4 separate regions of the Mus musculus genome follow, and regions 1, 2 and 4 are each linked to region 3. A link is a loop called in an ENCODE intact Hi-C map of the cell type or tissue named here. Cell type or tissue: left cerebral cortex. All regions are shown on one strand. Each heading gives the region's core, and the rest is flanking DNA. Links, peaks and the distances in the headings are about the cores only.

What was found. Hi-C counts contacts between places; a loop is a spot of excess contacts. Peaks named below come from ENCODE experiments on the same cell type or tissue, not always from the same donor. Only the 100,000 strongest peaks of a DNase experiment are listed, where the experiment ranks them.
Region 1: a loop joins it to region 3, with 8 times the contacts of the local background. A loop is called at or near these places in 7 of 42 quality-filtered maps.
Region 2: a loop joins it to region 3, with 8 times the contacts of the local background. A loop is called at or near these places in 17 of 42 quality-filtered maps.
Region 4: it touches region 3 in a loop (8-fold over the local background); 3 of 42 quality-filtered maps call a loop at or near these places.

What each region holds. Positions count from the first base shown.
Region 1 is chrX:78,423,452-78,431,071 of GRCm38, forward strand. No RefSeq gene overlaps it. Among named protein-coding and RNA genes, the nearest start is that of 4930480E11Rik, 58 kb to the left of the region's middle. In left cerebral cortex, for the core only: no CTCF peak of the experiment used is centred there; no DNase peak of the experiment used is centred there.
Region 2 is chrX:77,740,964-77,748,583 of GRCm38, forward strand. No RefSeq gene overlaps it. Among named protein-coding and RNA genes, the nearest start is that of Prkx, 51 kb to the right of the region's middle. In left cerebral cortex, for the core only: a CTCF peak has its summit at 3,483; no DNase peak of the experiment used is centred there.
Region 3 is chrX:77,806,154-77,813,773 of GRCm38, forward strand. No RefSeq gene overlaps it. Among named protein-coding and RNA genes, the nearest start is that of Prkx, 14 kb to the left of the region's middle. In left cerebral cortex, for the core only: CTCF peaks have their summits at 2,672 (motif pointing left), 4,507 (motif pointing right), 4,707 and 6,086; DNase peaks (open chromatin) are centred at 2,619, 4,733 and 6,172; H3K4me3 peaks cover 855 bases; H3K27ac peaks cover 658 bases.
Region 4 is chrX:76,676,334-76,683,953 of GRCm38, forward strand. No RefSeq gene overlaps it. Among named protein-coding and RNA genes, the nearest start is that of Cldn34d, 77 kb to the left of the region's middle. In left cerebral cortex, for the core only: a CTCF peak has its summit at 4,748 (motif pointing right); a DNase peak (open chromatin) is centred at 4,747.

The DNA.
Region 1 (7,620 bases), core at 1,635-6,634, 620 kb after region 3:
GACAGACAGCATGTTAACTTAAGATTACTTAAAAGTAATCTTTATTTTGAATTTTTATCCTCACAAAATTTCCATAGACAAAATGCCCTCCTGTCCTATTAGCAATTTGCTTACTAAAGGCATACTTTGAGAAAGTCTGCTCTGTGATAATAATAGAGTAACTGTTGTGGGCTCTATTAAATGTAATAGAACTCTGTCTATGACTCAAGAAGGTGGATCCAGAAAATCAAATAACCCTATGAAAAAAATGGGGCTCAGAGCTAACAAAAGAATTCTCACCTGAGGAATACCGAATGGCTGAGAAGCAGCTGAAAAAATGTTCAGCATCCTTAATCATCAGGGAAATGCAAATCAAACCAACCCTGAGATTCCACCTCACATCAGTCAGAATGGCTAAGATCAAAAATTCAGATGACAGCAGATGCTGGATTGGATGTGGAGAAAGAGGAACACTCCTCCATTGTTGGTGGGATTGCAACCTTGTACAACCACTCTGGAAATCAGTTTGGCGGTTCCTCAGAAAATTGGACATAGTACTACAGGACGATCCCCCAATATCTCTCCTGGGCGTATATCCAGAAGATGTTCCAAATGGTAAGAAGGACACTTGCTCCACTATGTTCATAGCAGCCTTATTTATAATAGCCAGGAACTGGAAAGAACCCAGATGTCCCTCAACAGAGGAATGGATACAGAAAATGTTGTACATTCACATAATGGAGTACTATTCAGTTATTATAAAGAATGAATTTATGAAATTCCTAGGCAAATGTATGGACCTGGAGGGCATCATCCTGAGTGAGGTAACCCAATCAGAAAAGAACTCACATAACATGTACACACTGATAAGTGGATACTAGCCCAGAAACTTAGAATACCCATGATATAAGATACAATTTGCTAAACACATGAAACTCAAGAAGAACGAAGACTAAAGTGTGGACACTTTGCCCCTTCTTAGAAGTGGGAACAAAACACCCATGGAAGGAGTTACAGAAACAAAGTTTGGAGCTGAGATGAAAGGATGGACCATGTAGAGACTGCCATATCCAGGGATCCACCCCATAATCAGCATCCAAACGCTGACACCATTGCATATACTAGCAAGATTTTATCGAAAGGACCCAGATGTAGCTGTCTCTTGTGAGACTATGCCGGGGCCTAGCAAACACAGAAGTGGATGCTCACAATCAGCTAATGGATGGATCACAGGGCTCCCAATGGAGGAGCTAGAGAAAGTACCCAAGGAGCTAAAGGGATCTTCAACCCTATAGGTGGAACAACATTATGAACTAACCAGTACCCCTGAGCTCTTGACTCTAGCTGCATATGTATCAAAAGAAGGCCTAGTCGGCCATCACTGGAAAGAGAGGCCCATTGGACACGCAGACTTTGTGTGCCCCGGTACAGGGGAACGCCAGGGCCAAAGGGGGGGAGTGGGTGGGTAGGGGAGTGGGGGTGGGTGGGTAAGGGGGACTTTTGGTATAGCATTGGAAATGTAAATGAGCTAAATACCTAATAAAAAATGGAAAAAAAAAAAAAAAAAAAAAAAAGAAAACTCATATTCAACAAGTACCCTACTGTTTGACTGCCTCAACTGCTTGAAGTCCTGTACTACGGTGACATCTGCTGGTAGCTCATATGATCCTCTCACACCAAAGTAGTGAAAGGAAATGATGCAGCCGAAGTATTGAAGGCTTTACTTTTTGTGGGTAGATTCAATTGACGTCTTTTATGTCTTTGCATTGCATATAGGAGGAGAAAATAAAGTGGAAAAGAATAGGAGTTACAAACATATTTTACAGTGAGATTCTAAGACTTAGCAAATATGACAGACAGCATGTTAACTTAAGATTACTTAAAAGTAATCTTTATTTTGAATTTTTATCCTCACAAAATTTCCATAGACAAAATGCCCTCCTGTCCTATTAGCAATTTGCTTACTAAAGGCATACTTTGAGAAAGTCTGCTCTGTGATAATAATAGAGTAACTGTTGTGGGCTCTATTAAATGTAATAGAACTCTGTCTATGACTCAAGAAGGTGGATCCAGAAAATCAAATAACCCTATGAAAAAAATGGGGCTCAGAGCTAACAAAAGAATTCTCACCTGAGGAATACCGAATGGCTGAGAAGCAGCTGAAAAAATGTTCAGCATCCTTAATCATCAGGGAAATGCAAATCAAACCAACCCTGAGATTCCACCTCACATCAGTCAGAATGGCTAAGATCAAAAATTCAGATGACAGCAGATGCTGGATTGGATGTGGAGAAAGAGGAACACTCCTCCATTGTTGGTGGGATTGCAACCTTGTACAACCACTCTGGAAATCAGTTTGGCGGTTCCTCAGAAAATTGGACATAGTACTACTGGACGATCCCCCAATATCTCTCCTGGGCGTATATCCAGAAGATGTTCCAAATGGTAAGAAGGACACTTGCTCCACTATGTTCATAGCAGCCTTATTTATAATAGCCAGGAACTGGAAAGAACCCAGATGTCCCTCAACAGAGGAATGGATACAGAAAATGTTGTACATTCACATAATGGAGTACTATTCAGTTATTATAAAGAATGAATTTATGAAATTCCTAGGCAAATGTATGGACCTGGAGGGCATCATCCTGAGTGAGGTAACCCAATCAGAAAAGAACTCACATAACATGTACACACTGATAAGTGGATACTAGCCCAGAAACTTAGAATACCCATGATATAAGATACAATTTGCTAAACACATGAAACTCAAGAAGAACGAAGACTAAAGTGTGGACACTTTGCCCCTTCTTAGGATTGGGAACAAAACACCCATGGAAGGAGTTACAGAGACAAAGTTTGGAGCTGAGAAGAAAGGATGGACCATCTAGAGACTGCCATATCCGGGGATCCATCCCAAGGATGGACATTCCCCTTTTATAAGTAGACTCTCTTAGTAAACCAGAGAGCCTTGGCTCCATTAATTTCTCTCGGTCTAAGTCTCTTTCAACCCCAGACTGCCTCCCATTTGTACCCGGTCCTTGTAAGCAGCGGGTGGGCTTACAACATAGATGCTTGCCAGGTTAGAAAAACTCACCCCTCACTTGCTGCTTTCTACAAAGCCTTGTCTAGATGAATGTCCAGGATTTTTCTCCACAAGAACCATCCTGTGGGTCAGCAATCAGTTAAGCATGAGCAAGGTTAAATAAAGACCCTGGTGTGATTGCATCAGATTGGCTCCAGACTGGTCTTTCAGGGTTTACAAACACTTCCTTGGACTAAGTTTCTACTGCTAAATCTGTCATAGAACACACATTCTCATTACAGCAAGGGCAAATAGGAAGGAGAGAAGAGTTGATGGGACCCAAGAAAGTCCAAAAGGAAGGAAATTCTATTGTGTCTTAAGGGGTGACAATAATTCCCTTTGGTCCCACACTTTGACCTGCATACCTTCCTCACTACAGTGTCAATGTCACTTAAATGATTCTCTTTGTGGGTTGTTTTCATTTCTATACCTTTGTTGGTAATCCCTCCATAAAGGCTCAAAATATACCCACCTGCATGGTTCTGCAGGATCATCTGGCTGCCATGGTTATAGGCAAAAGTTGTATGCCTGATACAATCAAGGTATTCCTAATGTTCTCACCGTCATGCTTGAGGACTTAGGAGCAGAGGAGAATTGTGTACAGTTATAGCTGAATAGCTTTAGCATAGTCATAGAAACAAATACAAAAGGTTTGAAAGTCTTGTTTTTTTTTTTTTCCTAAACAAACTGAATTGGCAGTGTTTCTGCATTAATTTCATATCGAGGGGTAGTATAACTGTGTCTTTGGTACTTCATACCAAAATTTCACAGTTATTTGAAAAATAGATAAGGCAACAATTAACCATCATATTGAGGATTAGAGTTGTAACAGGTGGATGTTTGGAGGGCATTCAGTATATTACAACAGAGAACTGAAGTTACAATGCAGACATGTTTGAAAATCAGAACACTAAAGTAGTGGTGTGCAAATTTCAGTGTGAAGATTGGTTACCTGGGGCTTTGTGAAAATGCAAAATCTCATTCTTTGGTGGGGATTGAGATTTGGGGTTGGCAACAAGTAGGTGAGGTTGATGCTACTGGTTCATAAACTGAGCCATAGCCTAAGGCACTGGTTTTCAATGACTGGACTGTTTTGATCCTTCTCTAGAGACTGATGATGGGTTGTGTCTGGGGAGGGTCCATACTATAAGATTTTCAAAAGGTCTGCAGGTGACTACATATACAACAAGGTTCTGAGAAAAATCTCAGAAATTATTAATTTTAGCCATGAGGTTTTTGATCGGTATTTTAAGTATGGTCCCCTTTTGCTTACTCTCCATCACCCATTAAAACTCTATTCTCTCTGATTCAGATCCAAGTATTGGATGGTGAGAGGTAGAATTAGCAGTGATGATAAAAAGTTAAGGAAAGAATCAGGGAATTCAGGAAGCCTGAGTTTTGGAAGATTGGGTACAAAACGTTCAAAGACTGATGAAGAAAAATAGAGAGAAACACAACAGGTGAAATCCCCATGGAAACCTGACATTACAAAACTTGCCTGAAGTCTTGGGTCTGATACTGAGATGTGTAGGGTTATCAGGGTTTCCTGCATCTACTCTGCCACAGGGCTTGAGACACTATTAGAGGACAGACAAGTGAGTTTTGACTGTGCTTATCCCACACCAGCACCAGGTGGGTATCCAGCTATGCGAAACTGTGGACACTGCTCTGGGGTTGGGGGAACACAGCCTGAGGTCACAGGGCATGCAGGGAGGCTGGGGTCATCTGGTTTTCATGCTCTTGAGCATCCAGTCACTGCTTGGGGCTACAGAAGAACTGAGAACAGAGTGGGGGCCGCAGGGGCTGGATCTAACCTGAAGCCGAAGGGGAAAAGAGGGGAGAGCTCCATCTGGGTCCTGTGGATAGAAGAGTCCTTGGCTTGTCAGTGGGCGGCTTGGATTGGTGTAGACTGTGACTGGGGGCGCTGAGAGGCCTTCTGAGAGAGGGATTAGGCAGCCAGCTCTTTAGGCAAAAAGGCCTGTTCCATTGCTCCCCACGGGGGATCCCAATGAAAAAAGACAGTCCATGGTTTTAAAGTATTTATTGTCATGGCAGAGAGTAGCAATGAGTAAAGCAATACCTCCCTTTCTCAGGGCAGGCCTGAGATTAAATACCTTTTGCAGGGAGGTGTGTCTGGAAAGGGAAGTTTATTGGCTAAGCCTCCAGGCTTTTAGGTACCTTACTAAAATGGAGATCTGTCTTGAGGCTACATGACCACAGGTCACATCCCCTACGTGTGGAGGGGCTTGGAGCTTTGCCCTTATGTGACTGATGGCCACAAAATTATGGAGGGCTGCCGCCTTGTGTCAGGAGCCTGGTGTACAGGAATGTGGCAAAACACCTACCCTTCCCCAGGGTCGCTGGTGTTTCCAACCTTAGCTCAACCAGAAACCAGTCTGCCTTTCATGGTCTTACATCTCTCTCTTTCACTTTTTTTTTAAAGAGGGGTCCCTGGAGTGACTGTGTCATATGTAGTAAAAATTTGGGGTGGGGTGGGAGTCATTAAAATAAAACACTACACAGGCCAGGGGGGTAGCACAACTAAGCCAGAGATATAAGGAGGGATGGGGTTGGAAAGACAAGGGATCATTGAACCAATTAATTGTTCCATGGATTGTATAGTTCGAGGATATTAGCATCAGTTTTAAACAGCATTTGGTTAAGCTAGATAGACATCACGTTTTCCTTACTATTGTGTGACTTCCCCCAAGTTCAGTAGCCATTTGACTTTGGCAAGAGAGTTCATTTTTAGCTGGAAGGTCCAAAGTCTGTCCTCTGTGAGACTCACCCTATGTCTCTGGATCTCAGCATGTATCTCAGGAGTCTTCAGTCAGATGGGGTGTCTGGAGGAAGGCAGTTTTGTTGTCCCAGGCAGGTCCCAGGAGATGGTGGTGTCTCAGCTGGATCTGTGGCAGCAGCTCTGTCCTGTTCTTTGGTGGGGATAAGCCTGTAGGGTAATCACAACAGAGGAGCAGAACCCCAGCAGGGGCATGACTGCATGTGGTGGATAGCAAATGTTAAGCCTGCAATGGTTTGCTTGGGAGCACATCATGGTCCATTGTTATGATCCTAGAAAAGCAAGGGTCTTTGAGGAATTTAGTCCTGGATGGCATCCTTTAAGTCTACTCTGGATGGCTGAGGAACAAAATATCATGTTAATTATGCATCCAGGACAGGAAGTAACAGTTTGTAAAAAAAAAAAAACTTGTTAATTAAGGATCGAATAATGATAATCAGCATAGTTGATTTGAGCTGTGGAAGTAGATGAGATGACTTTTGAACCTTAAAAGAAATCTTGAACAAATTGATAAGTTTTTGGACATTTATCACAAATGCTAGGGAGAAAAATAAACATTTAAATAAAGAAGCAAGAAAATTTTGGGTTGAGAAGCAGGAACATTGTTTTAGTATTTCTGTTAGGGAGAACAAGCATTTAAACAAAACCTTAAAGTTTGTTTTTCCATTGTATTTGGTGGGCTTAGGTGAAGGGGGATGGGCCTGATCTACCACGAGGTGGCTGTGTTAGTATATATAAAAGAAATACACCGAGCAACAAAATATGAATGTGAAATCTTATCTAAAGCCATATCACAGAGGAATGAAAATGAAGCCACAACGTACCCAAACCTATGGGACACAATGAAAGCATTTCTAAGAGGGAAACTCATAGCTCTGAGTGCCTCCAAGAAGAAACGGGAGACAGCACATACTAGCAGCTTGACAACACATCTAAAAGCCCTAGAAAAAAAGGAAGCAAATTCACCCAAGAGGAGTAGATGGCAGGAAATAATCAAACTCAGGGGTGAAATCAACCAAGTGGAAACAAGAAGAACTATTCAAAGAATTAACCAAACGAGGAGTTGGTTCTTTGAGAAAATCAACAAGATAGATAAACCCTTACCTAGACTCACTAGAGGGCACAGGGACAAAATCCTAATTAACAAAATCAGAAATGAAAAGGGAGACATAACAACAGATCCTGAAGAAATCCAAAACACCATCAGATCCTTCTACAAAAGGCTATACTCAACAAAACTGGAAAACCTGGACGAAATGGACAAATTTCTGGACAGATACCAGGTAGCAAAGTTGAATCAGGATCAAGTTGATCATCTAAACAGTCCCATATCACCTAAAGAAATAGAAGCAGTTATTAATAGTCTCCCAGCCAAAAAAAGCCCAGGACCAGATGGGTTTAGTGCAGAGTTCTATCAGACCTTCAAAGAAGATCTAATTCCAGTTCTGCACAAGCTATTTCACAAAATAGAAGAAGAAGGTACTCTACCCAACTCATTTTATGAAGCCACTATTACTCTGATACCTAAACCACAGAAAGACCCAACAAAGATAGAGAACTTCAGACCAATTTCTCTTATGAATATCGATGCAAAAATCCTCAATAAAATTCTCGCTAACCGAATCCAAGAACACATTAAAGCAATCATCCATCCTGACCAAGTAGGTTTTATTCCAGGGATGCAGGGATGGTTTAATATACGAAAATCCATCAATGTAATCCATTATATAAACAAACTCAAAGACAAAAACCACATGGTCAT
Region 2 (7,620 bases), core at 1,201-6,200, 66 kb before region 3:
CAAGGGCCTCTCCTCGAAGGGAGGGTTACTTAAGGGGAAAGTGCCGCTACTAAGGATCAAATTCAGGAACCAAACATGCTGGGTAAACACTATGTCACCAGACCATATTTCCAGCCCAGTATTTGAATCTTTAGTAGCAAAGTTTAAAGAAAACTCATCTGAGTGAAATAATTCTTCCTTGGGCTCAATCCTTAGCATTGAAAAAAAAGACTAATATAATTAATGAATTTGATAGAAATGAACTTTAATGTCTCATCTTAATGCAGTTTGTATTTTCCTTTCTTGTAGAGCCTCTTTCAGTGCTGAGAATTGAATCCAAAGTCATATGCATGCTAAGCAAATGCTTTAACAGTGAGATCTATTTCCAAACTCTTAAAGCTTTTACTATCTAGTAGTATATGCTCCCTTTTTTTAGGGTGTAAAATGATTTCTGGGAATGTACATTAAAGTGAGATGGAATCAAATATCCAAAAATTCATCTTACAATCATTTTTCTTTCATATTTATGACTCTAGGTTTTCTTTTTATTTATTAAGAAAATTAAGTGTATGGGTGTTTGGTACCATGTGTACTATGGGCATGTCTGGTGCTCAAGAAGGCCAGAAGAGGGCAGCAGATCCACTGAAGTGGCCAGACAGGTGTGAGTCACCATCTGGTAGCCGAAATTAGAAACTGCATCCCCTGGAAGAGCAATTTGTGCTCTTAACCAATCTCTCCCTTTATAATTTTTAAGTATTTTAAAAATTGTTTTAAATCATTTTAGCTGTAAAGCTATATGGTTTTCATGGCTTGTGTCTTATGTAGCATGAAATTTTTTTTCTAACAAGTTCCATGAATAATTTTATAATTTATGTAGAACTATGTTTCCCCTAGGCACAAATTCTCAATCATTTCAGATGTTAAGTATTTAGTCATTTAAGATTCAGTTTGAAGCCATTTTCTCTTTTGCTGTGAGGCTTGTGGTGATATTCTAGGCTCACACTCTGGGCAAGATCTCTCCTACTAGCCACATATATATTCCTGATCCTCTTTGATTTTGGGACATGAATTAACCATCACTTGCTATTGATAGAATTCCAAATCAGATGAAATCATTGCCCAGATAAGTATATGATATATCTACATTTTAGGAGCTTTACAAGGGATGAAAGATGTTTTTAAGATTTTTTTTTTTCAAAAGCAGAGGAAATAGTCTGCATGAGGCACTGGTTTAATACCCAGCAACTCTCCTCCATCTAAAAAGTCTTATCAAAAGCATATTTTTATACAAATCATTTTCATTTCCTCATTTGATACCTGCCATAGCCAAAGACATTGAGAAGGACAAAGCAAGCAAACAACACACACAATTCTAAATATCTTATGGTGGTATTCTATAGCATGCTTTAATTTTAGTAAAAGTAATATTTTAAACCATAAAAAACTTTGCAACTGACAAGGATGAGGAGATGGGGGGGGGCATCTCCAGGACAAGACAGAGACCTGGGATAAGGGAGGCACCCAAGAATCAATGGGAGTGACCTTAGCTGTGACTCACAAAATTGGGCATATGGAACCTGCCTCCTGAAGCCAGGCAAGAATCCAGTGGAGCGACAGAGACACCAACTCACCCACAAAAATTTCAACCCAAAATCTGTCCGGTCCACAAGAAATGCAGGGACAGGGGATGGAGCAGAGATTGAGGAATTGGCCATCCAATAACTGGCCCAACTTGAGACCCATCCTATGGACAAGCACCAATCCCTAACACTATTAATGGTACTCTGTTATGCTTGCACACAGGTGCATATTGTCCTCTGGGAGGCTCCACCCAACAGCTGACTCAGACAGATACAAACACCCAGAACCAAATAGTGGATGGAGCTTGGGGACTCTTTTGGAAGACTAGGAGGAAGGATTGTGGCCCAGAAAGGGATAGGAACTCCACAGAAAGACCAACAGAGCAAATAACCTGGACTCTTGGAGCTCTCAGAGTCTGAACACCAATCAAAGAGAACATACACAGGCTGGACTTAGGCCTCCCCAACATGTGCAGCAGATGTGCAGCTTGGTCTTTGTGTGGGTCCCAAACAACTGGAGCAGGGGCTATCCCAAGAGCTGTTGCCTGTATGTGGTATATGTTCTTCTTCTAGCTGGGCTCCCTTGACTGGCCTCAGTGGGAGAAGCACCTAACTTCACAGAGACTTGAAGTGCCAGGATTGGGAGATAGCCAGGAAGGCTCCCAACTGCTCAGAGGAGAAGGGGAAGGGGGATGGGGGAAGGACTGTGGGAGGGGGCAGTGAGTGGGATGTAAAGTGAATAAGTAAAAAATAAAATTAAGTTTAAAAAAGTACACCTGAAAGCTATAGAAAAAAGAAGCAAGTACACCTAAGAGTAGTAGAAGGCAGGAAATAATCAAAATTGGGGCTAAAATCATTCATTTAGAAACAAAGAAAGCAGTACAAATAATCAATGAAACCAGCAGCCGGTTCTTTGAGAAAATCAACAAGATAGACAAACCCTTAGCCAGACTAACCAAAAGACAGAAAGACAGTATCCAAGTAAACAAAATCAGAAATGAAAAGGGAGACATAACAACAGGCACTGATGAAATTAAAAGAATTTTTATGTCTTACTTCAAAAGCCTATACTCCACAAAACGGGGAAATCTCAGTGAAATGGACAATTTTCTAGACAGATACCACTTACCAAAGTTAAATCAAGATCAGGTAAACTATTTAAACAGCCCTATAACCCCTAAGTGTGGGGGGGCAGTCATTAAAAGTCTCCCAATCCTCCACCCAAAGCCCAGGGCCAGATGGTTTTAGTGCAGAATTCTACCAGACTTTCAAAGAAGACCTAATACCAACACTCCTCAAACTATTCCACAAAATGGAAATAGAAAGAATACTGCCAAACTCATTTTGTGTGACTACAGTCACCCTGATACCTAAACCACACAAAGACTCAACAAAAGATTCTCAGACTAATTTCTTTTATGAACATTGATGCAAAAATACTCAATAAAATATTAGCAAACTGAATCAGAGAACACATTAAAACCATCATCCAACATGATCAAGTAAGCTTCATCCCAGGGATGCAGAGATGATTCAATATATTAATATCATCAATATAATCCACCATATAAACAAAGAAAATCACATGATTATCTCATTAGACACTGAAAAAGACTTTGATAAAATCCAATACCCCTTCATGTTAAAGGTATTAGAGAAATCAGGGATACAGGGCACATACATAAACAGAATCAAAGCAATATACAGCAAGCCAATAGCCAACATCAAATTAAATGGATTTGAGTTCCTGATTAACTGTTGGTGATAGCTGTATATATTTGATCACTGTGTATATTTGATGCCTGATGTATCAAACTAGATGCTTTTGATAGTGTTTTGACTATTGCTGGATTATGTTTGTCAGCCAGGATTGTTACATTGAGCCAAAGTAGTATGAGTGCTCATCTCATTGTAGTACCACCCCATACCACTAGGAGATACACTTCTCCAGACATGTTCCATCTGTGTTGGACAGTGATTTTAGAGTTGCGATTTTCTGCCTAAGCTAACCAGTTTTCTACAAGTTGATTGCCCCAAATATTGTCCAATTGTGACCCCGTAAAAGTGGAAGGTTTTGTTTTAATTCTAAACATACACAAATCATTTCAAAGTTAGGCAATGTAGAGTTATAGTTTGGGGCTGTGATAAAATTAAATTTACATGTGCCACTAGCTTGGTTTCTAATAATATGAAATAATGGGATAGGAATTTAGGAGAGTAAGTGCCTGGTTCTGTCTTAAAGACTTTTGTTGTAATCTTTCTAAAGAGTAGGGCAGACATTTGGGTTCAGTAGGCACAAGTGGGAATTGGTATATGTCCCAATATATTCCAAAAGTATTAGAATCCCATAATGATGGGGGATTAAGAGGTATTAGAGATCAGCTGTCCCAAGATGAGACTTCTGTGAACTCCTTCACCTCATGGGTGGTCAGAGAGAGAGAGATGTCCAAAGTATGGAAAATTAATGAAGCCTAAAACATAATATATACTCTCATTGCTCATTTCTTTTTAAATCTGTTCCTTCTTGTATTCTAAATATGAAGGATATACTGTCATTAGATGGATTAAAATATGGCTTGAGAGGATTAAAATATGGTTTGGTTGTTATTGTTGCTGTGTCATCCTTATTGTTGGATACCTCAGTTTCTACATATTTATAGTCCTTATCTTTTCCATCCCATATGGGTACCAGAATTAGTATAAAGCTGACTTCCATAGCTGTGTTACTTGTAAGAGTTCCATCAGAGTACCAGCTTGGAATAATTAAAAACTCATCTTGTAGGTAGGGCATCTTAGCAGACGAAATGTGTTGATCAACATTGATTTTTTATGTTTTTTTTACTCTTTTATTTATTTTTATTTTTTCCATTTTTATTAGGTATTTAGCTCATTTACATTTCCAATGCTATACCAAAAGTCCCCCATACCCACCCCACCCCCACTCCCCTACCCACCCACTCCCCCTTTTTGGCCCTGGCGTTCCCCTGTACTGGGGCATATAAAGTTTGCAAGTCCAATGGATCTCTCTTTCAAGTGATGGCCTATTAGGCCATCTTTTGATACATATGCAGCTAGAGACAAGAGCTCCATTTGTTCTAAGTATATCCAGTGGTCTGCATAAATTGCTTTTTTGTGCCTTTCTGTAATCCTCCAGTTATTTTCAACAATTAGTATTGCTAGAGGCTTTAGTAGGATTATTGCATTTGTCTAGGTTGGTAAAGCTCTTAAGTTGTGAGTTAAAATGCTTACTATTCTGCATAGCCTGTTTGCATTTATTATCATGTGCATCTCAACAGGTGTGGTGGCCCACATAGATTCATGTGTTTGAATGTTTGGTCATAGGAAGTGGCACAATAAGGATGTGTGGCTATGTTGGAGTAAGTGTGGCCTTGTTGGAGGAAGTAGGCTACTGGGTATGAGCTTTGAAGTCTAAAAAGCTCAAGTCTGACCAGTGTGTCACATCAGTCTTCTGCTGTCTGTGGATCAAGATATAGAACTCTCAGTTACCACTTCAGCATCATTTCTTCCTGGATGTTGTCATGTTTTCCATCATGATGATAATAGTCTGAACCTCTGAACCTGTAAGCCAGCCCCAATTAAATGATATCCTTTATAAAAGTTGCTGTGGTGTCTCTTCACAGCAATGGAGATCCTAAGACAACAGGTTTATGTGCCAATTCTGTAACATTCCAATAGGCGGCTATTGTTATTATCAAGTCTGATGGTTACATTAAGTCCTTCCATCCTACAATATTGGGGAGTTCTGGGGAAATGAATATAGTGAGCTAGGTCCAGATGGCTACAGTGACAGTAGTGGTAGTAGCTTCAAAGAGGGCCTTCTACCTATCATCAACACAAAGAGAGGTTTGATCCACTTCTTTCTAAATGTTAGTGTGTTGTATCCCAGTAGGTGCGTGGTGCTTGGAGAGAGGTGTTCATAGTATTTGATATAGAGCCAGTTCAAAACTGAGTAAGACTACAATTAAGGCAATATAAAGTGTGAAGAGAGTGAAGGGGTGTGTATCTACCATTACGTCTTAAGATCTAGTTCCATTCTTTGTCTTCCAGGACCAAAACAAAATCTGCTCCCAATATGAGGTTGTATAGTAAATTTGTTTATAAGTTCTAGAAAGGTTATTATGCTTTCAAATAATGGTATATCTGGTAGTTCTTCTCCTAACTTAAATATGTCTGAGAGGCCAAATCTCAAAAACAATTTGCATATAAAGTGAATGGAACTGATAAAACTTAATTAAGGTAGTAAAGTCACAAAGAGTGATGAGAGCTGCTTTAGACCAATTAGGGCCTGTGCAAATTAGTCTTATACTATGTCCCACTAAGTTGTGAGAACATTGATTTGAAGGTGGCAATGCCACCTTTATCTTTCATTTCATCTTTCAACCAATGTGCCACTGAAGCAAATAGTGTAGTCAGTGCTTAATATCTCCAGGTTTTATTGGAGATGTTGCTGAAGTCCAGATTTTGGAAAAGAACAAGCCAATATAGACAGGCTAAGTCCCAGCTGGGTCAGGGTATAAGCTGCTTTATTAATAAAAGCCAATTGCAGGTAAATTTAACCAGACAACATTAATTATTCTTTGATCAAAGCATTGCATCTCTCATGTTTCCTGATGTTCTAGGGCTATATGGTATATAGAAATTCCATTAGATATCTAATTATTTGCCGTTTCTTGTGTCATTTTGCCTGCGAAGTATGAGCCTTTGTCAGAGTCTATTATAAACTTAGGACAATCAAAGGCTGTGTACCAGAACCAAAGATTGTTCATGGAGGCTTGCTGAGTAGGGTATGCGCACTACAATGCCTAATCCTATAAAGGTGTTTGCCATTGTGCATGTATATTTACTTCTATATTTGATCAATGGTCCTACGAAGTGTATTTGTATTGTATAGTTAAATACATATATCTTACAGTGTGTAGCCTTACCAATAGAGTTGTATCTAGTTAAAAAGTATCCGTGAGAACTTTTTTCACAACCTTTAATAGTATTTGGTTGTTTGTTTTTCAAGACAGAGTTTCTCCATGTAGCCCTGGCTCTCCTGGAACTCACTCTGTAGACCAGGGTGATCTCAAACTCAGAGAGTCTCTTGCCTCTGCCTCCTGAGTGTCGGGATTAAAGGTGTGTTCCACAACCATCTAGCTAATAGTATTCTTAATAACATGCCAGGATTCCTGAATATTGCATTAGTCTATTCAGTGTTTTAGTCCTTGTGTTCCTTGATGTCCTAGTTTTTGGTATAGTGGCAATAAACACAAGTGATCTTCTGTAGCTTAATGGTAGGTAGTATTTATTCCCATGTGTCATTTTCCCCTTTGATTCTGGTTCTAGGTATTTGTTCCTTGTTAATCTTATATCTGGTGGCACTTATCTTGGATAGTTGATCATAATGGTATTATTATGTCTGGCTTCTTCTATATCTTTGCTAGTGTCATGCCTCCCTCACAGATATTTTGATATCAGATTTTGCTTTAAAAATCCAGGCCTCTTTAGAACAAATATCTACTGATTGTAAAAACTTGCCTTCTAGTTTTAGAGCAGATTGCAATATATTTTACTAAGGCCCAAGAGTCAGTAAATAGGTACTCACCACACACACACACACACACACACACACACACACACACACACACACACACACTTGTATATAAATACACACAGAAAGACAGAGACAGAAGGAGACAGACAGAGACAGAGAGACAGCGAGACAGAGAATCTTTAAGAAGTGTATAGCCAAATCTTGTTACTTGGACTTCTGCATGTCAGACAGACCTGGACATGGCAGGTTCCGTTATCGTTTTATGATAGGGGGCTGAAAGTAGCTGACTTCCAGACAAACATATTGTTTATGAGGCAGAGGCATTTTGTAGGAACTCAAGGGGCCCCCAAGACCCTATAGATGTTGAGTGCTGCTCCTTAGTCTTCACCTTTGGTGTAGAGACTTCTATGGCTGCAATTTCTTCACTCTACCACCCTGCCTGGGTTCCTTTGCCTCAGTGTACCATTTCTAGGTTAATAGCTTTCATTCCATCTGGAATCTGCA
Region 3 (7,620 bases), core at 1,604-6,603:
TGTGAAATTCCTACCAGAGTTTTATGTATGGTATTCTTGTCACAGGAGTGTGTGTGTGTGTGTGTGTGTGTGTGTGTGTGTGTGTGAGAGAGAGAGAGAGAGAGAGAGAGAGAGAGAGAGAGAGAGAGAGAAATTCTTGTCATATGTGTATGTGTATGAAATGCCTGTCATAGTTGTGTGTGAAATTCTTGATTTTCTGCATTTTCTCAATTAATGATCAAGGGGGAAAGGCCCCTTGTGAGTAGGACCGTCTCTGGGCTGGTAGTCTTGGTTCTATAAGAGAGCAGGCTGAGCAAGCCAGGGGAAGCAAGCCAGTAAAGAACATCCCTCCATGGCCTCTGCATCAGCTCCTGCTTTCTGACCTGTTTGAGTTCCAGTCCTGACTTCCTTTGGTGATAAACAGCAATGTGGAAGTGTAAGCTGAATAAACCCTTTCCTCCCCAGGTGCTTCTTGGTCATGATTATTGTGCAGGAATAGAAACCCTGACTAAGACAGTGAGGTAACCCAATCACAAAAGAAGTCATTTGATATGCACTCACTGATAAGTGGATATTAGTCCAGAAACATAGAACACCCAAGATACAATTTGCAAAACACAAGAAAATCAAGAAGAGGGAAGATACTTCATTCCTCCTTAGAATAGGGAACAAAATACCCATGAAAGGAGTTACAGAGACAAAGTTTGGAGCTAAGACGAAAGGATCCAGTGACTACCCCACTCAGGGATCCATCCCATAATCAGCCACCAAACCCAGACACTATTGCATATGCCAGGAAAGTTTTGCTGAAGAGCCCCTGTTATAGCTGTCTTGTACGAGGCTATGCCAGTGCCTGGCAAATACAGAAGTGGATGCTCACAGTCATAAGATGGAACACAGGGCCCCCAAAGGAGAAGCTAGAGAAAACACCCAAGGAGCTGAAGGGGTCTGCAACCCTATAGGTGGAACAACAATATGAGCTAACCAGTGTCCCCAGAGCTCATATCTCTAGCTGCATATGTAGCAGAAGATGGCCTAGTTGGTCATCACTGGAAAGAGAGGCCCCTTGGTATTGCAAACTTTATATGTCCCAGTACAGGGAAATGCCAGGGCCAAGAAGTGGGAGTGGGTGAGTAGGGGAGCAGGGTGGAGGGAGGGTATAGGGAACTTTCGGGATAGCTTTTGAAATGTATATAAAGAAAATATCTAACAAAAATAAATAAAAAAGGTGCACCTATAAAATTTCCTTCACATGTTTATATCTGAAATTCTTGTCACAGATGTGTATAGCCTTGGAACTTGGGCCTGACCAAACTGAATAATCACTGTTTTGTTCTTGTTTATTTTCTTCCAGCAAAGCCTATTTTATATGTGTGTATGTATGTCTGTGTGTATGTTTCTCTTTGTGTGTTTCTATATCCAATAATGGAGCTCCATGCCTGTAAACAGTGCCTGGGAAGTGGAGGCAGGAAGGTTTGAGATTTGCAGCTGCTTTGAGCTGCAGTAGTCCCATGCTTTAAAATGCAATCAAAATGTAAAATTGAATGTATAACTTGAATTCCTCTATGTCAAAAAAATTATGGGCAGCTTTCAAAATTTTTAATGAAGTTTTGTTTTTAGGGAACTAAAATACATAGAATATTCATGAGCAGAAGAATTTACACACAAAAAAAATAATGGATTTGTTTTTTGTCTTTACTCTCTTGATAGAAGGAAATTGGGAAATGGGAATCAAAGAGTAATAAAATGACTCATTTAGATAAGCACATATGTGCACATATGGAAATGTAGAGGGGGCATGGAATACCCCCCTCTATCACTGTCCACCTAAATTTGGAACTCACATGGTAGCCAGCTGTCCAACATCCTCCCCCAACCTCTCCAATATCCCGCCCCCATCTCCAAGTTCCTGGGAACCAAATTCTCTCCTGTCACTGTTATTGAGTAAGTGTCACAGGGACTGAAATCCTTTATGTAGATCAGGCAGGCCAGGAGCTCAGAGATTCCCTTGCCTCTGCTTCCTAAGTGCTGGGTAGGATGAAAGATGCCATTGAGCCTTGCTAAAAGCACGTTCTCATCCAGTGACAGAGAGTGTATTTCCACTGATTTAATCTATCCAAGGGTATTAGTTACCCTACACATTGCTTCGACAAAATACTTGAGTCAAGCACTTTAAAGGAAAGAAGAGTTTGTTTTAAGCCACAGTTTGAAGGTTCCACACATCAGGTTGCGGTAAGGCATGGTAAACTGCATCCCCAAATCCCATGGAGGGACATAGACACAGTTTCATGAAGTTTTTATAGGAACATCAATCAAGGTTCTTTTCAAAATACATGAGTGGGAATATTAAGCCAGGTGGATGAAGCAGAGCCAGAAGTCCTTGCTTTTACTAGGCCCTTTGCTGTGAAAGAACAATTTGATCAAATTAGACAGACAAAAAAAAATGTTTTATTTTTGTTTGTTTTTTAAATCTGTTAGTCACAGGACGTCAGGTCTGACATAGGTGGCTTAGGGACATCTATCTAGAGAGCTGAAAATTGTCCAAGAGAAATCATAATTAGGCTCTGGACTCTCAGGATTCCAACTCTGCACATCTCCACACACTACCAGTCAATCAGCCTCCCAGGTGTTCAGCTACGTTTTGGGAACTTTGCTTCCAGCTGTAGTAACAGCACCACCTGCTGGCTGGGGACAGAAAGTCCAGACCTCAGAGGATATGGAAAACCACAAGTAAAGTGTTTTCTTTGAGCACTGTTCAGAAAACTTGAAAGTCCTACTGGATCAAAGGGTTGGAGATGGGGGTCACAGGAGCTGGGTCAAAAAAAAATGCAGAAAGAAGAGGGTAGAAGGAAAGGGAGAGGGAGAGAACATCAGAGGACTTTCTCACTGTCCTTTGCAAACTACTTTTGCTTCTGTCTCTTTGTGGGCTACTGACACTGAGATTTCATTTCCTTTCTAGTCCCCAAACATACTGTAGGGCAATGAGTCCTCAGAGAGTGTAAAATAAATACAACCAGAATTAAGATTTTAATCTGACAATTTGTATTTTATCTGACCACTGGCTTTCCTGCTACCCTTTCTTTTCCAGGAGTGTAGAGGAAAGAAATAAAGAAGCCTTAGGCTGCTCTTATCTCCTGACACCTTTTATAAGGTCCAGGGCTTGTTTTATGTTCCTGGGGAGTAGAAACTAAAGGTTAATTTGGGACTGGAGATGTGGTTCAGAGGGTAAGAGGACCTGGACTCACTGGCCCAGAAAGCACTCAGCTCACCTTTGTTGTCCTCTTAATTTAATTTATTAGTTTTTCAAGACAGGGTTTCTCTGTATAGCCTTTGCTGTCCTGGAACTTTCTCTGTAGGCCAGGCTGGCCTCGAACTCAGAGATTCACCTGCCTCTGTCTCCCATGTATAATCTGCTGGTTTTTTTTTTAAATCTATTTATTTACTTAATGTATGTGAGTACACTGTAGCCGTCCTTAGACACACTAGAAGAGGGCACTGGATCCCATTACAGATGGTTGTGAGCCATCTTGTGGTTGCTGGGAATTGAACTCAGGACCTCTGGAAGAGCAGTCAGTGCTCTCAATCGCTGAGCCATCTCTCCAGCCCTAATCTGCTGGTTTTTAAGGCATGCACCATCACTGCCCAGATGATTGTCTTTAATTTAATTTAAATTTTTAGCTTTTTCAAAACTTTTTACTTTTCTTTATACCTTTGCAGAGAAAGTTGCTTCCTGTGTACTTGAACACTGACTGCCACTCCTAGTAGCCCTGAGTATATTTCAATGACCTATGCCCCGGCCCTTGAGCCACCCCTTCAGCTGTCTGGTCATTGCAACAAACTGGATTCCCCCCCCCCCCCCAATTAGAATTTTTCCAGGGAGAAAGCATAAAGGCCTCCAGGGTCAGCCACAGGGAGACGCTGGAGGAAGATACTGTACAAATGAGGGTATGGCCACTCCCAGGTACGGATAAGAACAGCCAGAGGCTTCTGGAAGAGTCCAGAGCAGAGAAAGTAGTGGACTAAACCTGGACAGTAGACTGAACCCAGCCATGAGAGGACAGAGGTGGAAAGGGTGAGGAGAATAAGAGAAGAAGAAAAGAGAGGGAACAGAGGAGACTGAGAGGACCAAGTGGGAGCATGGCCTAAATGGCTGGTTATATAGGTAAAAGATGCTAGGAGAAGGTCTGGCTTGGATTAAGTTATGGGGCCAGATCAGAAGAGTAGAGCATAGTCAGCGGTCCCAAGTGAGTCTAGAGGCCATCATGTGCTTTGGTATGCTAACAGGCACCTCAGGCATTTGTCCCCCGTCGTTTCATTTAGAACTGACACACACATGTACTTCTACTAACTTTTCAGGTCTCCCTGCAGACTAGAAAATGCAGCCTTGCCCAGTCTTGTTTCCAAGTGTGTACATTTTGCATTCAATCCAACAACTCTCATTGGTCCCCAAAGCCTCAAATCCTGACTCTGGGGAATCTCTGGCCTTATTTATTTGTGCATCTTAGTGTGGCATAAAAATTGCATGTAATTGGTGGCCCCTCCTTGCAGTACCGATAGAGGCCAGAAGAGGGAGACCGCCCGCCCCCCACCCTCAGCTCCTGTGGGAGACTTCTTCCCTAAAGCTCCTGTAAGTGAAGAGAGTGAAACCTTCACAGTCAGGGCTCAGAATGGAGCAGGAACGGAGGTGGGATAAGGTCTAGATCAGCAGGCTTGGGAACAGAACTGGTCGGGGTGATGACGCGATTTTACTTAATAGCTGGTAGTTTCCAGCCAAATCACTACACTTTCCAGCATTCCTTGCGCCGAGATAGCCTTGTAAGGAAGGCTTACAGGGAGGCAGTAGGTCCCCCCAGTTAGCGCCACAACCGGTCTTTCTCTTCAGACATATTGGCTATCGTCACACACATGTGACAAATCGCCACTCACATGAATAAGTATGGTTTCTTTTGAAGCCACATTTCTCCCTTTTCTTACAGAAGGGTCCTATTGCCGTCCCGTAGTCCCTCCTTCCGGAAGTGCTTGGCCTGGCCGTAAAGTTTCCTGGGAAGTGTATTCTTTTATTAGGAAATTAACAGCTCTGAGGTCTCACTACGTGCTGCTTTAAGACTATTTGCTTGCTGCTTAATAATATTATTTTATTATTAATGACTGCAACTCATAATGGATGCAATGTGTATCGATTAAATGAGATTAGGATTTTTACCACGAATACAATGTATCATTTTTACTTTCTGCGTTTCTTGCCAGAGGAAAAACATTGGTTTAATTTAATTTCATGTCACATTACTAAATATTAATATTATTTTTTCAAAGATTTATTTTATGTGTCTGTGGACCCGGGATCCCACAGTAACAACCTTCGAAAAATTTCAATATTGTTTCACTTTACTTAAGTAGGAAATCTGAAACACTTTCATATCCATCTAAATTCAAATGTGCAGACAACTTTTAATTATATTCTTACTATGCTTACCTGAATAACCAGGGGTATGCATATAATGCAACTTTCCTGATTAAATCTTAGTTCTAAAAAATTAATTAATTAATTAATTAAGGAATTGAGGTTTGGATTTTTTGTTTGTTTTGTTTTTGTTTTTGGCTGCTCCCCATTAGGAATATACAGCATAACAGTGTCTACCAGACAGTGGGACTGAATGCACAAAGTCCTGAGTTCCATACATCCTTAGCATCCCATAAAAGTGGACAAGTTTCAACTGATAAAATTTATATTAGAAAATGTTTAGAGATCTTAGTCTAGACATTTAATCTGGATATCTAATCTAGACATTTAAAGATGTTTTGCTTAACCAAAAAACAACACAGGCTAGGCAGTAGTGGCGCTTGCCTTTGAGCCCAGCACTGGAGAATCAGAGGCAGGTGGATCTCTGTGAATTTGAGGCTAGACTGCTGTACAGAAGGAGTTCAGGTCAGCGAAGACTGTTAGAGAAATCCTGTCTTGAAAAATCACCAACCAACAAACCAACCAACCAACCCAACCAAACCAACCAACAGTCTGCCTCTGCCCTCCCCTTTTTTCCCCTCCCTGCCCCAATCAATAAATAGCATTTGTAATTTGTGCGAGCTAGTTGCATTGCAAGGTACAGTCGTAAGGTGGCGATGCTCCACTGCCTTGGTACAACAGAGCTCTTCTGGAAACTAGGATTTTTGGCAAATCCTTCTTTATGATCTGGTATGAAGGCTAATAATACCCCTGACAGGCTTTTGCCCGCCAACTGCCTGCAGACTCAATCACGAATAGTAAGTGTTCACAGCTGAGGTGGGAAAACTGCAACATCATCTTGGGATTTTCTTCTAAATCCAAATGATAGAAATGCCTGTGCCATTTGCATATGTTCTTGTTCAATTAAAACATTGATTGCATGCAAGTTTTCTTCCTTCCAGGCTGAAACACTGATGAATGTTAGTTGTAGAAAAAATATAATTAAAAAAAATTAACTTGCATGTCACAGTGGTGCATGCCTTTAATCCCAGCTCTCAGGAGGCAGAGGCAGGCAGGATCTCTCCAAATTCAGGGTCAGTGTGGTCTACATAGTGAGTTCCAGATCAGTCAGAGCTATGAAGTGAGACTCTGTCTCAAACAAAATAAACAAACACTCCCAAACCAAACCAAACCACCACCTCCAAAGATGACGATGACAACAACAACAACAACAACAACAACAACAACAACAACAGATACATGACTTGGGCAACTTTTACTGAGTTTTCACACTAGTCCCCTAGTGTGATGTTGGGTTTGTGGACAACTTTGATGCCACTGGCTTCCTCCCAGTGCCTGAACATTTGATCAAAACCCAATTAAATGCATGTCTTGAAGGAAGGACGCCCACTCATCAATATTTATATTTACTGATGTGAAATGGCAGAAAGTGAAACATTCCATATGTGATGGTGGAAAACACCCTCCTGTAAGTCAACCCAGAAAGACTCATGTGAAAAATTTCCTTTGACTATCATTGGTGTGCCTCATCTGTCAATATACATTGGTACCTGTCTTTCTAGAAAATGTCCCGAAACAAACATCCTTTGGAAGACAGAAGAGGAAGGAGTGTCTGAGTTTGCTGCTTGATATGCTCAGATAATTAATCATAACCTGTGCCTCCGCATCCTTCTTGGACACTCCACAACCCCAGGGCCAGGATATAGCACATGATGTGATATGCATGATGTGTTCCTGTGGATTTTGAAAGAAATTCATCTTAAAACAGAGTCCTGGCTTCCTTCTTACCCAGCCTACTGAATTTGGGGCTGATATCCCAGGCCCTCAGGACTTGGCTTATGCATTTATTTGTGTGGTGGTGGTGGTGGTGGTGGTGGTGGTGGTGGTGGTGGTGGTAGTGTGTGTGTGTGTGTGTGTGTGTGTGTGTGATTTCCTTAGCATATTTCTTTTGCAGGTTTAGTATTAAAATTCATTGTGGGCATTTTGTAAAACTTTTATCCAACTCAATAGCTTTTCTGCAAATGTGTCAGTGTTTTCTTAGGCAGTCTCTGAAGAATCAGTTGTTCCCTGTAAGAACCGTGTGGTTTTCCTAATCCTCAGGAATCTTATCAGTCATCAGTGGTTTGTGTTGGCAGGCAGTTTCACTTCCGGATTATTTTTGGCTAAGAGTGTCTACCTGT
Region 4 (7,620 bases), core at 1,681-6,680, 1.1 Mb before region 3:
CAATAGTCCCAGTAATGCAAAGTTTTTGCTTTAGTAGTTCTGGTGTCTTGTTAATCACAGCTGATTCTTCAGCCCCAGCTAACCAGAACTACAGAATCTTCACAATCAAAACAGCAATGGCCCTGAAAAGAGTCTTTAATTTTCCCTCTGAAATTTCACAAGCCAGGCCTCCATCTTCTGCACTGTTCTCAACATTATATTCCAAGCTCCTATACAACATCTGACAGAGCTCTTAACAACGGATGGATCTTCAAGCCAAAAGTTCCAAAGTTCTTCCACAGTCCTCCCCAAAACATGGTCAGGTTGTCACAGGAATATCCCACTATGCTGGTACCAATTTGTCTTAGTCAGGGTTTCTATTCCTGCACAAACATCATGACCGAGAAGCAAGTTGGTGAGGAAAGGGTTTCCATACTGCTTTTCATCACCAAGTCAGGACTGGAACTCAAGCAGGTCAGGAAGCAGGAGCTGATGCAGAGGCCATGGAGGGATGTTCTTTACTGGCTTGCTTCCCCTGGCTCGCTCAGCCTGCTCTCTTATAGAACCCAAGACTGCCAGCCCAGAGATGGTCCCACCCACAAGGGGCCTTTCCCCCTTGATCACTAGTTGAGAAAATGCCTTGCAGTTGGATCTCATGGAGGCATTTCCTCAACTGAAGCTCCTTTCTCTGTGACAACTTCAGCTGTGTCAAGTTGACACAAAACTAGCCAGTACACAGACCAAGGGGGCCTCAGAGTTACCTTCTCTACCAAGGGGTACTCAGGTTCCTCATACAGTGAGGTCCTTAATACAACTCTCCTATGCCTAAGAAGTCATCACCTCCCACCTCTGATCAAAGGTGAAGTTCTGCTGGTATTTTGTCCATAAGAGATAAGTCTGAGGACCACTTTTTTTCTTTAGAAAAGGTTCCAACAAGCATTTTAGAAAAGAAAAGAAAAGAAAAGAAAAGAAAGGAAAGGAAAAGAAAAGAAAAGAAAAGAAAAGAAGAGAAAAAAGGGATATATAATGTATCCTTGACCTCAGATTTTTTTCTCTCTGGCCAAGGGGACTTCCAATCTGTTGTGCCCAAATGAACATTAGTCTTTATCTATTTGCCCAATAAGAACTAGTGTCCATATATTTTGCAAAGTAAACTGCATCCCTCAATCTTACCCATAACGACCTCAGAAATGTCCCAATCCTTATCACCAAAAGTTCCTTAGATCTTCCCTTTTGCCTCTTGGGGTTCACAAGTACCCTCTATGACAAAGGTGGTATATACATCTAAATCTTCTCAACAATAGGATCACAAGCCTTAATTCTCTGCCCAGGGGTCCTTTGGGGATATGTTTTCATCTTAAGGTACCTCAGACTTCCTTGTGTCCAAGTACACAAAGTTAATTTCTGAAAAGAGGTGCTGCAGAATTTCCATCTCTGCCCAAAGCAGCCATCTTAATTGTCACTATTTTCTTTCTTTAGGGGCCCCAGGGCTTTCCCGGGGCCATATGGGTCCTTAGGCCTTCCCTCTTTAGTCTAAGGGACCTCAAACCTTTTATGTCTTGCCAGAAGAGCCTAAGAACTCACCCCATGACTAAACAGACTCCCAAATTTACCTTTTGACCAACGAGATTCAAGATTATCCTAGAATGCCAAAGAAGGCCAAAGATTTACTCCTTGTTACCTAGTATCCAGGGATGTTCTCTTCCAATCAGCAGACCTTTGACCACTCTAATTTCATGTTCCCAATACTAAGTTTAGAAATTGGAGCCAGAATCCAGTCAGTTACAAGAAATGGAGTGGCAAGAATCTTCATGTACAGACTTGGGCAGTAGAGAATATCTGAAGAGGAGACATAACTATAGACTGCCATCCAGTTTGCTGGAAGAAAGCTTAAGCTGCTTCCTGATCTGCTGTTATACATACAGATAATACAGAAAATATTTTACACTTAACCTAGAACTTCGTAACAAGGAATCAGTATTCATATCTTGCCCCACTGCAGATGATGGTCATGGACTTTCAACTTTCACTGATAGATTCCTGGAGTCTTTCTACTCTATGCATAAATTGAAGCTATGCTCTTCCATTAGTCATAGATAGCAGGTCAAAGGCATTCCTTTACAGATCATTATGGTCAGAGGGGAAAAGTCTGAAGCCATCTTGTTCAGAGGGAACAAGACTGGAAATACCTTGGTCAAAGGCATGGGTCAGAGGCTACACCCTATTTTGGGCAGAGGGAGAAGACTGGGATACTTGATCTCAGATGACCTTCCAAGAAATAACCCTTGTTCTGAGGACCTCTGGGGAAATAGAAGCTCAAAGTCTCCTTTAAGAAAATGTAAAGGGTGTGAGTTTCCATGACTTAATGGAGACAGTTTGAAAACCCTCTTGGTAATAGACCATAGGTCTCAGAACCTATGGAGGAGGAAAGTTTATTGTGTCCTTGTTCAGAGGAATAGGCCAGAGTTCTGCTTGGTTTTACTAGGAAGATCTGCAGCCCATTAAGTCAAGAAAGAGTGGTATATATGGTTCTCTTGGTTGGAAGGAGAATGTCTGAGACCCTTTAGGGCAAAGGGGAAGATCTAAGACTTCGTTAGGCAAATGGAAAGACCTAAGGCCTCATTTGGCAGAGGGGTTTCATCAAGACTCCTTGAGAAGAAGCAAGGTCTGAAGTACCTTTGAGCAGAGGAAAAGGTCTAGAACTCCCTTGGATAGAGATGTGAAGGACCAAATCCCACTTAACAATGGGAGAAATTTGAAGATCCTCAGGACAGAAAGAGAAGATTCGTGACCTTTTTTAGCATAGAGGAATTGACTGAGGAAATATTGGTTACAGAAGGTAGTTTTAGGCCCCGTGTGAAAATGTGAAGGTCAGGGTCCTTTTAGTTTTAGAATGAAGGTCTTGAGACCCTTACAGCTGATGGAAAAGGCATAAGGCCTTTTCAGGCAGAAGAGGTATGTCTGTGGTCCCATTGGTCATTAAGAGGTAGGTCTCAGACTCTTTTAGCACAGGAGCATGTCTAAGGACCCTTTTGTATGAGTTGGAGGTTCTGAGGCTTCCTAGGGCAAAGGGGAAGTTCTTATGCCCTTCTTACTTAGCCCACCTTACTCTGGGACTTTTCTCACTCTGATACTTCCCCGTTTGTTCAAAAGTACCTCAGACATTCCCATTATCTTCAGTGGGGCCTCAGACAAAACTTGTTAAACTAAGAGGTCTGAGACCTTCCACTCTAACAGAGTGGCCCTCAGATCATGTACTCAATTAGGCCACAAACATGAGCTAAGTAACTGGACTCCAGGCTAAGGGACCCTCAAATCTACACACTCTTAAATTTTGTTTGGATGGTTAGGTTTGGCACTTGGGATTGAATTGAACCCTGGGTCTCAGGCTTGATAAATAGGTATTCTTCCACTCTTCCATTCCTTTTATAAAATTTGTTATTCTACGTGTAATGGTACTTTGCTTATATGCATGTCTGTGTATCATGTGCATGTCTGGTGCCAGTAGAGACCGAGGTCATCAGATTCGGGAGTCACAGATGGCTGTGAGCCACTATGTGGGTTGCTGGGAGTCAAGTCCAAGTCCTCTGAAAGAACAGCCAGTGCTCATAAGTAATAAGCAATCTCTTCAGGCCCTTCAAATTCCATTTTAGATGGTTCACATCAGTCCAGGCCATTTGTAAGGCCACCTGTGGTTTTCCGTCTTTTATAATCCTAAACTGTTTTGACTTGCACATTTTCAAGTCCAATAAACTTGCCAGTCATAAACTTAAAAACTCTTTAATCATGCTTTCCAAAAATTGAAGTAATTGAACATATTTTTATATAATGATATCAATGAAAATGAAAAAGAAATGTGTTGCTAGAGTGAAAGTATGAATTATCTGCATAGATAGAAGTGATCATACAAGAATCTTTCCAGAATCTTCATTTGAATATATGTTAAGTAACTGTAACCTACATTTATAATCCTCTTCCTTTGAGAAATAAAAGAAAGTATTTATCTCTGTCTAAAACTCATCTCTGAGCTTCTTCTTACACTATATGGGAACTAACACAGAGACCCACAACTTGACACTGCAGAGAGTGAGAGACTTTGGAGCACTCAATCCTAAAATGGAGATCCTCATCAAAGCCCTTCCTCAGGGCTCAAGGAGCTATGTGCAAAAGGAGGTAGAAAGACATAAGAGCCAGAGGTGTAGGATGACCCCAAGAAGCAGTGTTTTCTAGACACAACAGGACTGATAAACATATGAACTCACAAAGACTGGTAACAAGACCTGTATAGGTTCAAGTCAGATGGGATCCCAGCACTAAGAATGGGAATGGGGCAAAGGCTCTCAGCCCTACCCAAGAAGCAAGCTATCTGTGATAAATACCTGCTTGGAAAGAGAAAATAAGTTTTCTCCAATAGAGTGTCACTGGGTATTTCACTCCCTGGAGCAAGCCCATGCTTTTTGTTTCATTTTGTTTTGTTTTGTCTTTTTTTTTTTTTTTTTTTTTTTTTTTTTTGTCTTACTAGCTATTTGGGTTTTATTGGGGGGTGATTTTCGTTTTGTGGATATTTTTAAATGGAAAAAAGGAAAATATAATTGAGTAAATAGAGAGGTGGCAGATCTGGAAGGAGCAGGGAAAATATATTACATGGACATTTTTAAAGAAAACAAAAGGGAAACCTCTGCTAAGAATCTATCTTGGGCTAAAAGAATCTATTTCAGTTCTCCAGGACAGTTAAATAATGTTTAAGCAGTGTGACACAAGGTGGCAGTGTTCACCTGTGGTTTTCATTTATACACAGGCAGGTAGAATACATCAACACCAGCCTTACCATTGGGGGACAAAGCTTAAGGGAACATAAAAATTTGTATTGGTAACAGAAATGCAATGATTACATCAGAGAACTGTCTACAAGCTTTAAGTATGCAACTCATTTTTTCCATGTAAAAATAGTTTATATTTATCTTTTCATTTATGTGAACAGAGCCACTTGATAAGACAAATTATATCTATTCTGGCAAAGAGAACTAGTTATTTTGAAGAATATTAAATGTTCAAATTAGCATGTAATATTACTAAATGATGGTTTTATTCAGTATTTTCTTTGTTTCTATAATAAAAGTTATTTCCTAGTATTTGAAACTTACAACCTGACATAGAAAAACAGAATTGTGTCCAGTCAAAAGTCAACTGCAGAGCTTTAGATCTATGAAGCTAGTTAGGCTTCCTTCCAAGTTGTAAGAATTTTGCAGAATTAAAAATACATATGTATTCCCCTAGGGCTCTGGGAACACTATGGAAGAGGACCCTGAAAGATTGTAAGAGCTGGAGAGCATAGAGGAAACCAAAGAAATAAGGTCTTCTAGACAACAAGAAACACTTCTGAACTCATACAGACTGAGGCAGTATGCACAAGGCCTACATGGGTCTGCACTAGATGTGGGTCTTGGAGCTGTGAGGGGAAGTATATATATGACTTCATCCCTAATCTAAAAGCTATTCCCAATTGATAACTACTTTAAAATGAAATTTAAATTTTCTCAGTCTCACAGGGGAAACAAACCACCACTCTTTAGGTTAGGCCACATTTCCAGCAGCAGTCAGTCAACAGAAAATGATCTCAGTAGCATCTCTGTAGATTCCTCTTCTCCTAATATCATTCCAGTGCTTTTCTTAAAGTTATTTTTTTCATATATACATATATATATATATAATATTCTCTTTTATATTTTACAAGTGATTTGTGTATATCTTATGACTTCCAATTTTGTGTTTTTATGGGATCCCTTAGTATGCGATTGAGTTGGTATCAGCATCTATATCTATTCATTATGCTTTTTCTTGAGTTCTTTTTTTTTTTCTGGTCGTTTGTTTGTGCCTATTACAATATGTTAGTTTTTGTTTTATCTTATATTATCTCATATTCCAATCCCTTATAAGCCTGTGTGTTTTCTAATGAGAGTCAGAAAGAGCATCAATTCAAAATGGAGGGGAGCAGAGAAAAGGAAAACCATAATCACGGTGTGTTATATGTGAAAAAAATCTATTTTCTTTTTTTTAATTAGATGTTTTCTTCATTTACATTTCAAATGCTATCCCCTTTCCAAGTTTCCTCTCCAAAAATCCCCTATACCCTCCTCTCCTAACCCTGATTCCCACCCCACCCACTCCCACTTCCTGGCCCTAGCATTCCCTTATACTGGGGCATAGAATCTTCACAAGATCAAGGAGGGCCTCTCCTCCCATTGATGACCAACTAGGCCATCCTCTGCTACATATGCAGCTAGAGACACAAGCTCTGGGGGAACTGGTTAGTTCATATTGTTGTTTTTCCTATAGGAATACAGACCCCTTCAGCCCCTTGGTTACTTTCTCTAGCTCCTTCATTGAGGACCCTGTGTTCTATCCAATAGATAACTGTAAGCATCCACCTCAGTATTTGCCAGGCACTGGCATAGCCTCACAAGAGACAATATAAGTGTCCTCTCAGCAAAATCTTGTTGGTATATGCAATAGTGTCTGGGTTTGGTGGTTGTATATGGGATGGATCCCAGGGTGGGGCAGTCTCTGGATGGTCATTCCTTCAGTCTCAGCTCCAAACTTTGTCTCTGTAACTACTTTCATGGGTATTTTGTTCCCCCTTCTAAGAAGGAACAAAGTTTCCATACTTTGGTTTTCATCCTTCTTGAGTTTCATGAGTTTTGCATATTGTATCTTGGGAATTCTAAGTTTCTGGGCTAATATCCACTTATCAGTGAGTTCATATCATGTGTGTTCTTTTGTGATTGGGTTACCTCACTCAGGATCCATCCATTTGCCTAAGAATTTTATAAATTGATTGATTTTAGTAGATGAGTAGTACTCCATTGTGTAAATGTACCACATTTTCTATATCCATTCCTCTGTTGAGGGACATCTGGGTTCTTTCCAGCTTCTGGCTATTATAAATAAGTTTGCTATGAATATAGTGGAGCATGTGTCCTTATTACAATTTGGAACATCTAGGTATTTCCCCAGGAATGGTATTACTGGATCTTCTGGTATTACTATGTCAAATTTTCTGAGGAACCCCCAAATTGATTTCCAGAGTGGTTGTACCAGCTTGCAATCCCACCAGCAATGGGAGAGTGCTCCTCTTTTTCCACATCCTCACCAGCATCTGCTGTCACCTGAATTTTTGATCTTAGCCATTCTGACTGGTGTGAGGTGGAATCTCAGGATTGTTTTGTATATGTTTTCATTTACATCAGAATACTATTCCAGAGTCTGTGTTGCCACATTTTCATCATCCATTTGTTAGTTGAAGGGCATTGAGGTTATTTATAATTCTTGACTACTAGGAAGGGAGTGGTTATCTGTGGAGTAGAATGTCAAGTCCATTGGACACGTGACAAGAAGTAGTATATCTGATTTATATGTTAAATTTATTTTTAGGTTTTTAGGGTTCTCTACATTGATACATCTACGATGCAGCTTAGGCTCAGTGTCATAGTGAAAGAGGGCCTGAAAGATTGTAAGAGCCCAAGGGACAAGATTTTGCTGTGAGACTGTATTATAGAAATGTTAGAGAAGATGCCTAACCAAGGATGATGTCAATAGACATGCCAACATGAAAGGGAGAAAGCTCTCAGGGCCCCATCAATA